Linked DNA regions of Homo sapiens: region 1 is linked to region 2. Evidence: chromatin contacts called from ENCODE Hi-C data. All regions are on one chromosome and are shown on one strand. The core of a region is the stretch at or near the end of the contact, and the rest is flanking DNA. Distances in the headings are between cores, read along the strand shown.

What was found. A loop is a pair of places that touch in the nucleus more often than their neighbours do.
Region 1: a map of Right ventricle myocardium inferior shows a loop between it and region 2 (2.3-fold over the local background). The contact joins the promoter of MACROD2-AS1 here to the enhancer-like site in region 2. A Hi-C loop is called at or near these places in 4 of 168 maps with a recorded cell type or tissue (PC-3, Right ventricle myocardium inferior, chondrocyte and 1 more).

Annotation. Positions count from the first base shown.
Region 1 is chr20:14,926,527-14,933,572 of GRCh38, reverse strand. It overlaps MACROD2-AS1 (MACROD2 antisense RNA 1), which reads left to right and starts at 4,055. Exons shown (of 2, transcript NR_110318.1): 1 at 4,055-4,198. All of the region lies in intron 5 of MACROD2 (mono-ADP ribosylhydrolase 2), which reads right to left.
Region 2 is chr20:14,876,110-14,883,422 of GRCh38, reverse strand. All of the region lies in intron 5 of MACROD2 (mono-ADP ribosylhydrolase 2), which reads right to left. Among named protein-coding and RNA genes, the nearest start is that of MACROD2-AS1, 50 kb to the left of the region's middle. Within about 2 kb of position 4,367, at least 4 of the 41 ENCODE cell types and tissues checked have a DNase peak (open chromatin) inside an H3K27ac peak, as active enhancers do; they include PC-3 and mammary epithelial cell, where a contact is called at or near this core.

The sequences.
Region 1 (7,046 bases), core at 2,806-5,305, 50 kb before region 2:
CTGCAGCCTCAATCTCCTGGCCTCAAGCGATCTTCCCATCTCATCTCTTATCTTTTCTAGAGCTGAGTTCTCTCTATGTTGCCCAGGCTGGTCTCAAACTCTTGGACTCAAGTGATCTACCCACCTTGGCTTCCCAAAGTGCTGGGATTATAGGCCTGAGCCACAACACCCAGCCAAAAACTTTAAAAATATATCTTAGAGGTTAAAATTCTAATATTTTATTTCTGTGCTAAGATTCAGAGAACATAATTTGAAAGACCCAATGCTAGCATTTTAATTATCCTTCCCATTCCTATCCTCTTGTCACAGATAATGATAGTGTGTTATCTGTTTCTATGATTGTAAGAATTTTGAATAAGACCTCAATCTTATCCAAAAAGCACAATAATTTCCAGTATGTATAAAGGGATTTTGTGTTAAAGTCCAGATTTCAAAAGCCATGAAGCATGATGTTGACAACCCTGACAATTTCTCATGGAAGTGGTTAAAAAAAAAAGGTTACGTTAAAAGAGTTTTTCTCTGAAGACTATTCTTTCTATTTCGTTAATACTTATTTAAAAATCTCAACAATATATTTTGTCTATATAAAAGAAAAGAAGACACCCTGGCATCATATTACAATGTTGCCAGAAATTAGTTATATAATTATCCAAATTTCATCAGCACAGCATTCTCTCTGCCACTTAAACTTCAACTTTACATGAGTTTGCTGGGCGCCGTGGTTCATCCCTGTAATCCCAGCACTTTGGGAGGCCGAGGCGGGCAGATCAGGAGGTCAGGAGTTTGAGACTAGCCTGGCCAACATAGTGAAACCTCATCTCTACTAAAAATACAAAAATTAGCCAGGCATGGTGGCACACGCACCTGTAGTCCCAGCTACTTGGGAGGCTGAGGCAGGAGAATCACTTGAACCTGTGAGGCGGAGGTTGTGGTGAGCTGAGATTGTGTGACTGCACTCCAGCCTAGGCAACAGATTGAGACTCTATCTCAGAAAAACAAAACAAAACAAAAAACTTCAACTTTAAATGTTCCTTCAGGATCACTTGGAATTTGGGTATACATGAAATGGAAGTGTTTGTATGGACTCTCATGCTCAAAGAAGAAAGATGGATAACTTTTAACAGGTTTTTTTGTGATGCAGGAGAAGGGAAGGAAAGAGAGATGTAGCTCTGGAGAGAAAAGGTCAAAGGAGCTGGGTAATGCTCAGGACTGGGCTTTTCACTCCGCCTGTTCCCAGGGCAGGTCTCCTTGCTTAGCTGAAAGTGAGTGTCACGGCTGTTCCTTCAGCTCATTTCCATTCACTGGAACAATGACTCTAAATTAGAAACTCTCAGCTGTGGGCAATTTCTGCAAAACCTCTAACAAGAACTCCCAGCAACTCCCTTCTCTCAAGCAAGTGAGGAAGGTTATATAAGTAATAGGGAGTTTGCCCACCCGGAACCAGGGGCACAGCCAGTTCTGAGAACTTTCTCTATTATGCTTCCTTTATTTCGTACCAGGTAGGTAAAGCCCTAGATTATTAACTTTTTGCTGGTTTGCTTGGTGGATTTTTTTTTTTTTTTTTTTTTTAAGAAACAGGGTCTCACTCTGTTGCTCAGGCTAGAGTGCAGTGGTACATTCATAGCTCACTGCAGTCTCGAACTCCTGGGCTGAAGTGATCCTCCCAGCTCAGCCTCCCAAGTAGCTGGGATTACAGGCATGTGCATGTGTCATCACACCCAGCTAATTTTTTTTTTTTAAGAGATGGGGGTCTTGTTATGTTGCCCAGACTAGTCTTGAACTCATAGCCTCAAGCGATCTTCCCACCTCATCCTCCCAAAGCACTGGATTACACGCCAGGTGTAAGCCACCACACCTGACTGACCCTTTGTTTTTTTAAATCGGGGACATATCAGAAGTAATTTAAAGCTATGTGGGAGGGATGATATTTATTCATGTATGTTTACTTTTTAAAAATTAATTGAAGTCCACTTAAAACTTTACAACGTTTACCAATATGCATCACAAAGCTTCTTAGAGAAAATCATGCTATGGGTCTGTATGGCAGATGCACCTAACAGCAATAACTCAAGCATACCCTGAGAAGAATCCAGGAGTGGTCAAGCTGGAGATTCACTCCTCATCTATGAAGAACATCTGAACCCCTGGCCTATCATTTGGAATGCAGACTATACAGGGATCAGGGGCCTTTTGTTTTGGGTTAAAGGAAGGTTGCTTGGTGAAGATTGCTAAGTGAACATGCTATATAATATGCATGCTTTTTACAAATGGTAGTGGTTTTCCTATCCAGCCTCCCATTCCGAGAATGCTCTGTATATAAGTCTTCTATAAACCCTATGTCTCATTCACTGGCTCCGGGTCTCTTACCGAGCCATCCCTGTTGGAATCAATAGGGGCCTGGCATGACAGTGTCTATATGTGTTTTCTGGTTGCTTCCTAAATTTTATTCTGAATAAGAAAATTTTCATAGTTCTACTAGAATAAGGACCTCATCTATCAATTCTGTGCCTTCAGTGCCTACAGTAGTGCCTGGGACTTGGTAGGTACTCCATACATTAAAAAAATATATTTTTAAGGATGGGGTCTCACTATGTTGCCCAGGCTGGCCTTGAATTCCTAGGCTCAAGTGATCCTCCTGCCTCAGCCTCCTGGGAAGCTAGGACTACAGATGTGAGCCACTGTGCCTGGCTTTTGTTTTTTTTTTTTTTTACTTAAAAAAATTGCCATAATTAAAAAAAAATTACTTAAAAAATGAATGAAAACATGGGAACAGGAGATAGACTTTTTTTTTTTTTTTTTTTTTTTTAAGACACGCTCTCCCTATGTTTCCCAGGCTGGCTTGAACTCCTGGCCTGAAGTGATCCTCTGGCGTCAGCCTGGCAAAGTGCTGGGATTACAGGCATGAGCCACTGTGCCCAGACAAAATGTTTAATACTGTTATTGAGTACCAGCTCTGAGAAGGTGTCATGGCAGGCATTTGACATGCACCATCTCAATCTCCCAACAATGCTAAAAGTTAGGTGCCTGTGACATACTAAATTTATAGATGAAATGCTAAAGTAAAGAGAAGGCAAGTAGCTTGCCTGAGACCTCATAGCTCAGAAATGGAAGAAGTCAAACCTGGATAGTTGAACTCCAGAGTCTACACTCAGAACACCACAGTTAATATACATGTTTTAACCTCTGCTTCCCATTTTTCCTTATGTAAGAACTCAACTGTGTTTAAACTGGTGAGAAATCATTCCACATTGACAACAAGGTTTGTGAAAGCAAGAAATGTAGTTATTTTCATTTATACATAAATTTACATTTTTAAAAAGTACGTATTGATTGTGACTTAATACCAATATACATTTGGCCTCTGCCCTGGTTCCTGACACAAAACTCATGTACATTTCTTTTTTTTTTTTTGAGACGGAGTCTCACTCTCTCACCCAGGCTGGAGTGCAGTGGCGCAATCTCGGCTCACTGCAAGCTCCGCCTCCCGGGTTCACACCATTCTCCTGCCTCAGCCTCATGAGTAGCTGGGACTACAGGCTCCCGCCACCACGCCCGGCTAATTTTTTTGTATTTTTAGTAGAGACGGGGTTTCACCGTGTTAGCCAGGATGGTCTCGATCTCCTGACCTCATGATCCGCCTGTGTCGGCCTCCCAAAGTGCTGGGATTACAGGCGTGAGATACCGCGCCCAGCAAACTCATGTAAATTTCTAAGTGATGGGGTGACAGGAGAATTTTTCTGTTCATGACAGAAGAGCTTCTGAAACTCTTGGAATTATCCGAGTGATAGGGGTGAGAAGAGCATCTTCTGTTACTCTTAATAAGCCCCTTTCAAGCATACCCGAGTTTACGTTAATAAGGTGACTCAGAGGATGGGAGCCCCTTGCCAGAGGAACCAACCATGTGACTAAAAGGTTGGAATTTTCAGCTCCACTCTCCCTCCTCCAGGATGGGGAGAGGGGTTGGAGATGAGTCCAGTCACCAGTGGCCAATGATGTCATCAATCACACCTATGTAATGGAACCCCCACAAAAACTCCAAATAAAGGGGTTCCAAGAGCTGCTAGGTTGGTGAACACATGGAGGTGCGGGGAGGGTGGCGAGCCCAGCGAGGACGTGGATTCCCCACGGCCCTTCCCACATACCCCGTTCTTTCATTTGGCTGTTTCTGAGTTGTGTGCTTTATAATCAACTGACAATGGTGAGTCAAGTGTCTTCCTGAGTCCTGTGAGCCATTCTAACAAATTATTGAACTTGAGGGAATCGTGAGAAACCTCTGATTTATAGCCTGTCAGTAAGAAGTATAGGGAGCCCAGGCTTATGATCACCATCTGAAGTGGAGCAGTCTGTGGGACTGATTCCTTAAACTGTGGGGTCTGTGCTAACTCCAGAGCCAGAACTGAATTAAATTATAGGACACCTAGTTGGTATGAGAATTGTAATGTGTAGAAAATCCGCACATTTGGTGTCAGAAGCGTTATGAGAGTAGAGAAATGTTTTCCTTTGCTGATAAATATAAAAAGTCAGCAATTAATTAGTTTCTCTCATTTTAAGGCCCTTCATAAACCTCCCTTGCTTTTCCCTTAAGAGGGCAAAGAATTAGAGCAAACCAAACAAACATATGCTTATAATGTAAGCAACAAATATGGCTGACTGCAGCTAAAGGAACGCTAGTGATTAAAAACAGGAAGCGTGCTCTTCAAGTACTTTTAGCCATAAAAATAATGTTGGTGTCATTTATTGCATATACTTCAAATTCAGTTTTGTCAACAAAATGGACACCTTCTAGTGAATTTGAGAAGATGTGGGTTGGGAATGTAACCCATATTATATGATTTTTCATGGTTGTTTCATGTAGACATCCTTCAGAGCATGGCCTCAGCTACCATGTGGCATCATGTGCATGCTTCATACAGGATGATGAGGACTTAGGACCTATGCTTTGGTATCAAGCACCTTTGAAACATTCCCCGTCCAGCAGGCAGTGGACTTGAGTTTCAATCTCAGCATTGATATTAACCAGCTATGTAATTTTTTGGCAAATCCCTTACCTACTACTTGCTTTATCTTCCTCTAAGTCAGAATAGTTGACCCTTAAACACCTTCCAGCACTAAGCATATCTTTCAAATCACAACCTTTTAAAGCTTTTATTTTTAGTGAATTCTAAATCCTTAATTGATGGTTTATTTATATCTCTAAAATCTTAAGAAAACTCAAAACTCTGTACAAGTTAGTCTTACAAATGAACAAAAACATCTAGGTAGATGACTCATCAATATTTCTGAGTGTTTGGTGACTTGACAAACGATATGAACCCGTGAGGATAGAATAATTCTACACTGACATTGGCATGCAGCCAAGCTGCCTCTGGAGCTGATGGGGTGTTGGGCATAAAAGGATGAAGTAGTAAAACCCCTGAGTTCCTGCAGCTGGTGGACAAGAAGATGCATGAATGTGTCTGTTCAGAGTTTAGTATGGCGTCCATGTTTCTGCTTAACCTGGAAAATCCAGTTTTTCTTTTGCACGCCAGTGGGTGCCATTGCAGAAATGCAGCACATCATCCTAAGAATGGAGTCAAATTAAAAGTCTCTGAGGACTCAGCCATGCCTTGGTTAACAAGTAAAACTGGTCACCAGCATTCTGCACTGTTGAATACATATAATGGTAAAATGTGGATACCTAAACAGAATTTTGATCAAGTGCAGAAGAAAAAAGCAATAGTTTTTGTCGTTGTTGTTTTTTACATATAGTAATAAGCTTCTGAAAACAGAAAGTGACATTCCAACATGGACCACTGAGGAGTAAACACCTGTAACATCTTTCAGTTCAATTCCATCAGGAGCAGATACTAACAAGCAGTTCAACCAGCATCTATTCCAACACCCTTCTAGCTTACTTTGATTGCTATACTATAGAAGACAAAAAGCTAAAACTACATTTCCCAGGTTCCCCAGGAACTAGCCTGTAATGAATGTGGAGCCACCAAGCCAACCCAAATGTGTGAATGTTGAAGGTGAAAGCAAGCAACACAAACTATTAGCTGCATGAAAGAATGGCTCCTTGGGAGAAAGCATGGCGGCAGAGTATCTGGTTCTCTTGAGGAGCTGTGCCAGAGTTTCTGGCCCCTGGACTTTAATGTCGTAAGTGACAATATGTGGGTAATAGCAGCAGTAGTGTTTCTGCTAGGACAGTCTAGTGTTGAGGCTGGGCATTTTTGAGGTGTCATCCCTGGCTGCATTGTTCCCAGATTAAACTACATAGAATGGATTCTGTAGCATGCAACCAAGAACTCTGATTACATGCTACAATCTTCTTTTTCTCTACTTCTTGAACTTTCACCTTCTGGCAATGATCAGCTGTAACAACATTTTTTCCCCTTTTCCTGTGATTGCAAGAAGCTCTTAGCGAAGACAATCTCACTTACGTACGGGATCCACACTCGATATGTTTTCAGGAAGTTGTAAATAGGCAGGAGAAGGCAAGATTATACTGAAATTAAAAATTTAAGTTGTATGACTGACAATACAAGAAATTGAACACTGGAAGTTTTTCTCCCACAATAATGCAAGGATGAACTGACAATAAGGTGGATGTATTTAGTTAAAACCCACATTCACTGGAATCACAGGAAACCCAATATAATTATCATCAATTTGGTAAGGCTATAGTGTCAGTTAATTTTATTTATTGAAGCATTCAAGACATTTCAAATACACTTTTCTAATTAGCCATTGCCTTTGGCTCCCACACCCCCTGCTTTTGCAGCCCACTATACAGGTGGCAAACACAAGATATAGCAAGCTAGAGCATTTTTTCCTCCTCAAAAAGGGAAAAAATATCATGTCAATTGGAAGAGTTGAAATCATGTTCAACACTCTGGGTTGGCTCTGATTTCAGCCTCCTGTGACACTCCACTCTCATTCCCACACATGCAGCTAATGTCTCTGGCATGACTATATTGAGTTTGACTTGTTCATATACTAAAACTGCTTGAGCACTCAAACATAATGCTTCCTTTTTTTTTTTTTGACGGAGTCTTGCTCTGTCA
Region 2 (7,313 bases), core at 3,118-5,617:
TAGGTAGACTTCAGCTAAAGGCTCTATAAACCCAAGTATTATTTCTATTATCATCCTAATCACTGTCTTCATTGAAAAGGAAGAAAATACACCCACATTGTAGACATAATGTTCAAATTATGCATGTGCCCTGGAGCTTAAGAAAGGTTAGATATGTCTCTTGGTTTTTCATGAATCTAACTTAGAATCACCCATTCAGGCTATTAATTACCAGCATTTCCCACATGTAATTACAGACTTTTTAGGAAATGGGTTGTTGCATATTTCTCTACCCAAAGACATGAGAGAGAATCTTACTCCTTTGTGGTATTTAAAACATGTTAGGTCAATGGATAGGTAAGTGATTCAAAGGAAAGAGAAACAGTATTACCATCATTACTCATGACCAAGAATATGATGTGGCCTCTGTTTCATGAAGATGAATTAATTCCAAACACCCCATCACAAAAATGTGGCCATTCTCACCACTTTTATGGCTTATGTAAGAGGGCATGTTGGTGTCTCCATAATATCAGCATTGGTGGAATTGTTTCTTACATCTGTTACATAAGGTCTACATACTTAAGTCCTTCTTGAATATAGTTCCAAGAGTAATTTTATCTTCAGGGAGCGATCTAAACTTTATTTTTAAAAAAAATGGAGATAATGCAATCCAACATATTTCCTTTGGTGACCTGAAATCTTACAGCCAGAATCAATGCCGTACTCTGATCTATTCAACTTAACGGTCTGAACGCCTTTCTGCTTCTTTAGAATGATCTTATTCATCTGTTTTAACCTTAAATGGTTTTCCATCTTTAAACTATTCAACCAAATAGCATTTTATTGGAAGGAGCAAAGAGAAGGGATGAGTTGGGAAGAAGAGTAAATCTTCTGTATCTCAACAACCCAACTTCCCAATCTATTTAGATAGTTATTTTAGGGTTTTTGTGTGTCACAAACTGAGTATTCAGCTATTCTTACGGAGGTTACATAACAGGTATAAAACATGCTTCTTCCCTTCAGGGAAGTACCTTTTACATCTGGTTGAGAGATGACACATGTAAAGACAAAGATATATCTAGTAAAATAAGGAAGTAAAATTTTCAAACACTGCGATGATAAAAAGGGGAAGAAAAATTCAGTGAGTGCACAGGGAATGGGATAGTTGCAAAAGCATCATTCATTCATGTCTTTACTCATCAAATATTGACAATGTTTGCCATGTTTCAGTGACTGGGCCAAGCTCTGGAAAGTCCATCACAAGTGAGAAGCAAGGCATAAACCTGGCTATGGCAGAATCTCAAAATTTGTGGGATAAGGGCATGACTGCCTGAGCTTGACTCCTTACTTTGACACTTATTAAAGATGGTTCCTGTAGGGATTTGTTCATGTGACTTGACATTTCTGTGCCTCAATTTCCTCTTTTATAAACAGACATAACAAGAGTTAATTGTCTTTTTAGAATTGCTGTGAAGATAACATGCGTGAACATATGCAAATGTTGGCCCATATAAACACTATACAAATAGAAGTCTACTCCTGAGAAATTAGGGGGAGACAGGCCAGGCAAGAGGTAAACCTAGGTAGCAGGGACTTGAATTGGATCAGAATTTCCAGGAACTTCCCCTGGTCCCTTTATTGACTTAGACTTAGAGGGCCCTGGTTCTGGGAAAAGGTGGGGCACATGCATCTCAGCCAGAACTCCTGAGGAATGTTCCACAGTGCTCAAACACAAGTGCAGGACACTACTCTCTTAATGCCACTGTAGAGTATGGACAAGCTTGAGGAGATGCCAAAGCCTGTCAGCATGAAAACCAAGTCAATATATGACCCTCTTCTCACTGCTTGGTTTTCTCAGCTGACTGGCAAGAGAGCTACCCCGAAACTTCTTGAAGAGGCCGTGTGTGGGGTGCCAGGCTAGGGAATTTATGAATTACCCCATTCAATTCCAAGCAATAAACCTCAGAGATAAGAACAGTGAGTCTCGTTTTATAGATTTGAAGTCTGAGGCACAGGGAAGTCAAGTGCCTTGTCAGTAAGAAGGTTCACCAGCTTTTATTTTGCCTCTTAGACCTAGAGACCAAGGCTTGTTCTAGGTTTGACCTTTAAGTCAACAGAGGTGGTAGAACTTTGAGTCACAGTATTTGATATCTAGTATGGTCAAGCCCACCAGAAGAAGGGAATGCATGAAAGAACCCAGGCTGACTGGCTCCAAAACCTATGGATCTGTAATTCCAGCAGGAAGAGAATGGGAGAAGATCCCACTGACAAGGGCCTAGCAGGAATTAATATTTTCCTTTCCATTGCAACATCCTCTCATTCCTGATGAAGAATTGTTAAAAGCAACATGTATTGCACCTCTTCCCTCCTCAGGGTAGGCCATGTAGGCCCTAATTGGGGGATTTGCTTTCAAGGACTCATGCACAGGCATTACACAGGCTAGTGACAAAGGTCTTGAGGAGTCACGCAGCTCTCCAACCCTCCAGGACCACTCAGGCAGGGATAGGGGCACTGTGATTGCAGCTGCCCACGCTGGGCGGCAGTAGCTCCCAGCAACAAGAGGCCACTCTGGCCCAGCAAACTCATCCCCTTTGTGGAGGGAGTTGTGTTTGTGTTCTGAGGCCCAAAATCATATACAAAATAATGCATGCCATTCCAAGGCATAAGTTAGACGGTTCCACCAGTTCTTTTCAGTTTGTCTTTAAAATCTCTGATTATACAACTTTAATTTTTGGCCTCTCCTCATTGGTCATTAGAGGGAGGCTGACTGCAGCTGAAGGGTGTTTTGCCACATAGCTGTAGATAAGCTAAATGCATGAATTCTTCTGAACCTTGAATAGTGCTGAGCAGAGGATTTGGGGACCTGCCCTCACACTCTTTAGAGAGGTCCCTGTGTTTTAGCCATGTCAGATGCAATTAGGTACAGTTCATCTCTCTTAAGTTCCTCGGGGATTTATTACGTGGGCTCTTGAAGGTTTCCCTTTCAAATGGCCATAGATTTTATATCCAAATCAGTGTGCAGTGATCACTCTCCTCCTAGCTTTAACTCATGGCAATTATGCCTCCATGGAAGTTGAGAATGTAAAGAGTAGAAAAACAAATGTTGCTCTTTGAATTGTCACATGAAATGCAGCAGAAGATAAAATTGATTTTGTAACATATCAGGTGATCAGAGGCTGTGTTGGCAGTGAAGCACCCAGCTCCCATGCTCCCTCTCCCCAAAACTGTGGACATACGTATCTTTTCTCATGATGGCAACAAGAGACTCACTTCTATCTCAGATCCTGTCATGACACTGAAAATGAATTGATTCTGCGTCTCAAGTCAGAGCTGGGCATGATACAATTTGCTGAGATCCATTGTTCTGCTTTCCACCAGTCAACACACAGTTTGTATATTTCTCATCCAAAACGAAAGCACGATGCATACTCTGCTCTCACGAGGCTAAAAAGAGCCAGGGGTTGGATTTGCACAAGTTTAATTCCTACTAAGATTTGCAAAAGATAATTTGAGAAACACATAGACTTTGTAGCTTTGAAGGAACTTAAAAATGACTTTCAACAACCTCTGTCCATTTGGAAACCCAGGTGTATTTAAAATTATTTTCGTAGTTTGTTTTTAATCATCAGTTTTCATGAAAAGAACCAGATTACTATGCTCTTTTAAAGCACTAATTTGCTTTAAAAAATAAAAAGAGAGAAGCACAATGACCAATTGTCTTATGAATCAGAGCTATACTCTATATATGCCACCATTAACTCAACAGTTTGTGATGAAAGAACAATGTAACCTCATCATATTCTCTAACAGTGCTGAGTCATTTCTCTATGAAAGGACTAACAAAGCAGGCTTATGTCTCATCTTCTCTCAAGCAAGTTTAGCCACATTATTACAGTATTTCACCTCTATAGCCTCTCCATTTTCCTCTGAGTCATTGTTTATCTCTTCCATAATCTAACTGGAAAAAAGTAAGTTAATCTCAAATGTCAAATCTATATGTGTATACCTTTATGTCTGAATTTCAAAACTGACTAATGTCAACATGAGTGAACCAATCTGAACACTCTAAAAGATAGGTCAAATTCATGCTAACTTGGAAGAATACTTTTTTAATATTAACCCAAAGAATTTAGGTATACAGATGACATACATTAAATTTAGTTAATAATCAACTCATTCTTTTTCTGTCCATGTAAACATGAATCAGAATGGGTTGTTAGTGAATGTAAACAACAAAACTATTCACCTACTTATTAATTTATTCAGTGTGTGTTTGCTGAACCTGTACTGTGTACAAGGTTTTAATTACGCAATGCATAAGGGTGAAGATAAAAAATACGGAGCTCACAGTCCATTTGTCAGTACAACAGAGATGAGTAAGGTGAAAACCACAGAAGCACAAAATAGTGTTATGTGATAATCAGAGAGAAGAGATTACATCTGGCTGAAGCATGCAGGAAGTAATTAGAAAGGGTCATTTAATGAAGGTGGGGTATTAAAGATGGAAAGAATAGGTACTCCAAGTAGAAAGACAAAGGTATCAGGGCAAAGAGCTAGAGATAAGAAAGCCTGGGCAACATAATAGAAGCAGCCCATTTCAGATGGGCCTTTGAACTGGAAGAGTGTAATTTGAGCCTGGAAGGGCATGTTGAGTTTAGACCATGGAGAACCTTGAAAACTAAATTAAAATTCTGCTGGTTAATAACTAGGATAGATCATATTATCAACTCGGCCAGTAAACTATTTAAAAAAATAAAAGAATTCATCCAATAAATTATTAGGTAGAATTGAAAATGTTCTTTTGACTATTTCAAATATTTTGCTTTTGTGTTTTAACTAATTTAAGCAAATGATATGTGTTCATGGTTGTATGCTCTATGGTCCCCTATCCTGAGTCTATCTCTATTTTGTAATGTTTCTCTATATAACATTTATTACTTCTCATCAAATGACTAATAATTCTTATAGTTTTACTTTAAAGGCATCTGACGTCAAACAATACATAAAAGAGAGGACATAGACTCCCTAACAAAAAAATATGAATGTGCCCCAACTAATCATGCTTTGACACTCTTGATGTAGTCTTTCATGGAGATGTAGCATTTCCAGTAAATCTTATGCAAGGTCTCAGATTCTACCTTTGCGTACAAATGCCATACAGGCCAAGTAATATTTTTAGGGTTTAAGGATGTTCTCTTTCTTCCCTTCTTCAGACTAAGGAATGTAAAATGGCAAACCCTCTCAATGCTTACACACATTTGGCTCTGAGTCAAGTTGAAAGCAAGATGCTTAGACTATTTACCATTTTACTTCACAAAGGAATTCTCTTTGATGAATGAAAGATCTTTGCAAAATTACGCTTACAGGTATGTTTATAAAGTTGTGTACAAAAGAAGAGCCAGTGTAACTATTCTAAAAACTTGAGGAAAAGGGACTCTTCCCTAACTCCTTCTATGGAGCCAGCATCACTCTGATACCAAATTCTGGCAAAGACACAGTGAGAAAAGAAAACGACAAGCCAATATCCCTGATGAACGTAGACACAAAAATCCTCATCAAAATGCTAGCAAACTGAATCCAGCAGCATACAGAAAAGTTAATTCACCATGATCAAATGGGCTTTATTCCAGGGAGGAAAGGGTGGTACAACATATGCAAATGAATAAATGTGATTCACCACACAAACAGAACTAAAAACAAAAACCATATGATCCTCTCAATAGATGCAAAAATAGCTTTCAATAGAATCCAACATCCCTTCACGATAAAACAAAACAAAACAAAACAAAAAAACCTCAAGAAACTAGGCATTGAAGGAACATACCCCAAAATAACAAGAGCCATCTATGACAAACCCACAGCCAATGTCACACTAAATGGGCAAAAGCTGGAAGCATTCCCCTTAAGAAGAGGAACAAGACAAGGATGCCCTCTCTCACCACTCCTATTCAACATAGTATTGAAAGTCCTAGCCAGAGCTATCAGGGAAGAGAAAGAAATAAAAGGCATCCAAATAGGAAAAAAAAGTCAAAATGTCTCTCTTCACTGATGTAAGATTCTATACCTAGAAAACACTAAAAACACCACCAAAAGTCTCCTAGAATTGAACAATGACTTTAGCAAAGTTTCAGGATATAAAATCAATGCACAAAAATCAGTAGCATTTCTACACACTAATAATATTCAACCTGAGAGCCAAATCAAGAATGTAATCCTACTTAAAATAGCCACCTGAAAAATAAAATACCTAGGAAAATAGCTAACCAAAATGTGAAAGATCCCTACAAGGAGAACTACAAAAGCCTGCTGAAAGTAATCACAGATGACACAAACAGATGGAAAAACATTCCATGCTCATGGATTGGAAGAGTATATATCCTTAAAATGGCCATTCTGCCCAAACACAGTCACTGCTATTCCTAACAAATTATCAACATCATTTTTCACAGAATTAGAAAAACTGATTCTAAAATTCTTACAAAACCAAAAAGGAGCCTGAATAGCCAAAGCAATCCTAAGCAAAAAGAACAAAGTCAGAGGCATCACATTACCTGACTTTTAAGTATATTGTAAGACCACAGTAACCAAAACAGCATGGTACTGGTACAAAAACAGATGCATAGGCCAGTGAAACAAAACAGACAACCCAGAAACACAGCCACACACCTACAACCATTTGACATACAACAAAGTTGACAAAAACCATTAAGAGAAAGGATTCCCTACCGAATAAATGGTGCTGGGATAAGTGGCTAGCCATATGCACAAGAATGAAACTAGACTCCCACCTTTCATCATATACAAAAAGTAACTCAAGATGGATTAAAGATTTAAGTGTAAGACCTCAAACTATAAGTCCTAGAAGAAAACCTTGGTAATACCATTCTGAATATTGGCTTTGGCAAAGAATTCATGACTAAGTCCTCAAAAGCAATTGCTACTAAAACAAAAATTGACAAGTGGGACCTAATTAAACTAAAGACCTCTGCACAACAAAAGAGGCTATCAACAGAGTAAACAGACAACCTACAGAATGGGAGAAAATATTCACAAAGTATGCATTAAACAAAAACTTAATATCCACAATCTATAAGTAACTTAAACAACTGAACAGGCAAAAAACAACCCTATTAAAAAGTGAAACGAGGACATGAACAGACATTTCTCAAAAGAAGACATAAAGCAGCCAAAAAATATGAAAAAAAGATCACCCTCACTAATTATTACAGAAATGCAAATCAAAACCACAGTGAGATACCATTTCACACCAGTCAGAATGACTATTACTAAAATGTCAAAACAGAACAGAAGTTGGTGAGGCTGTGGAGAAA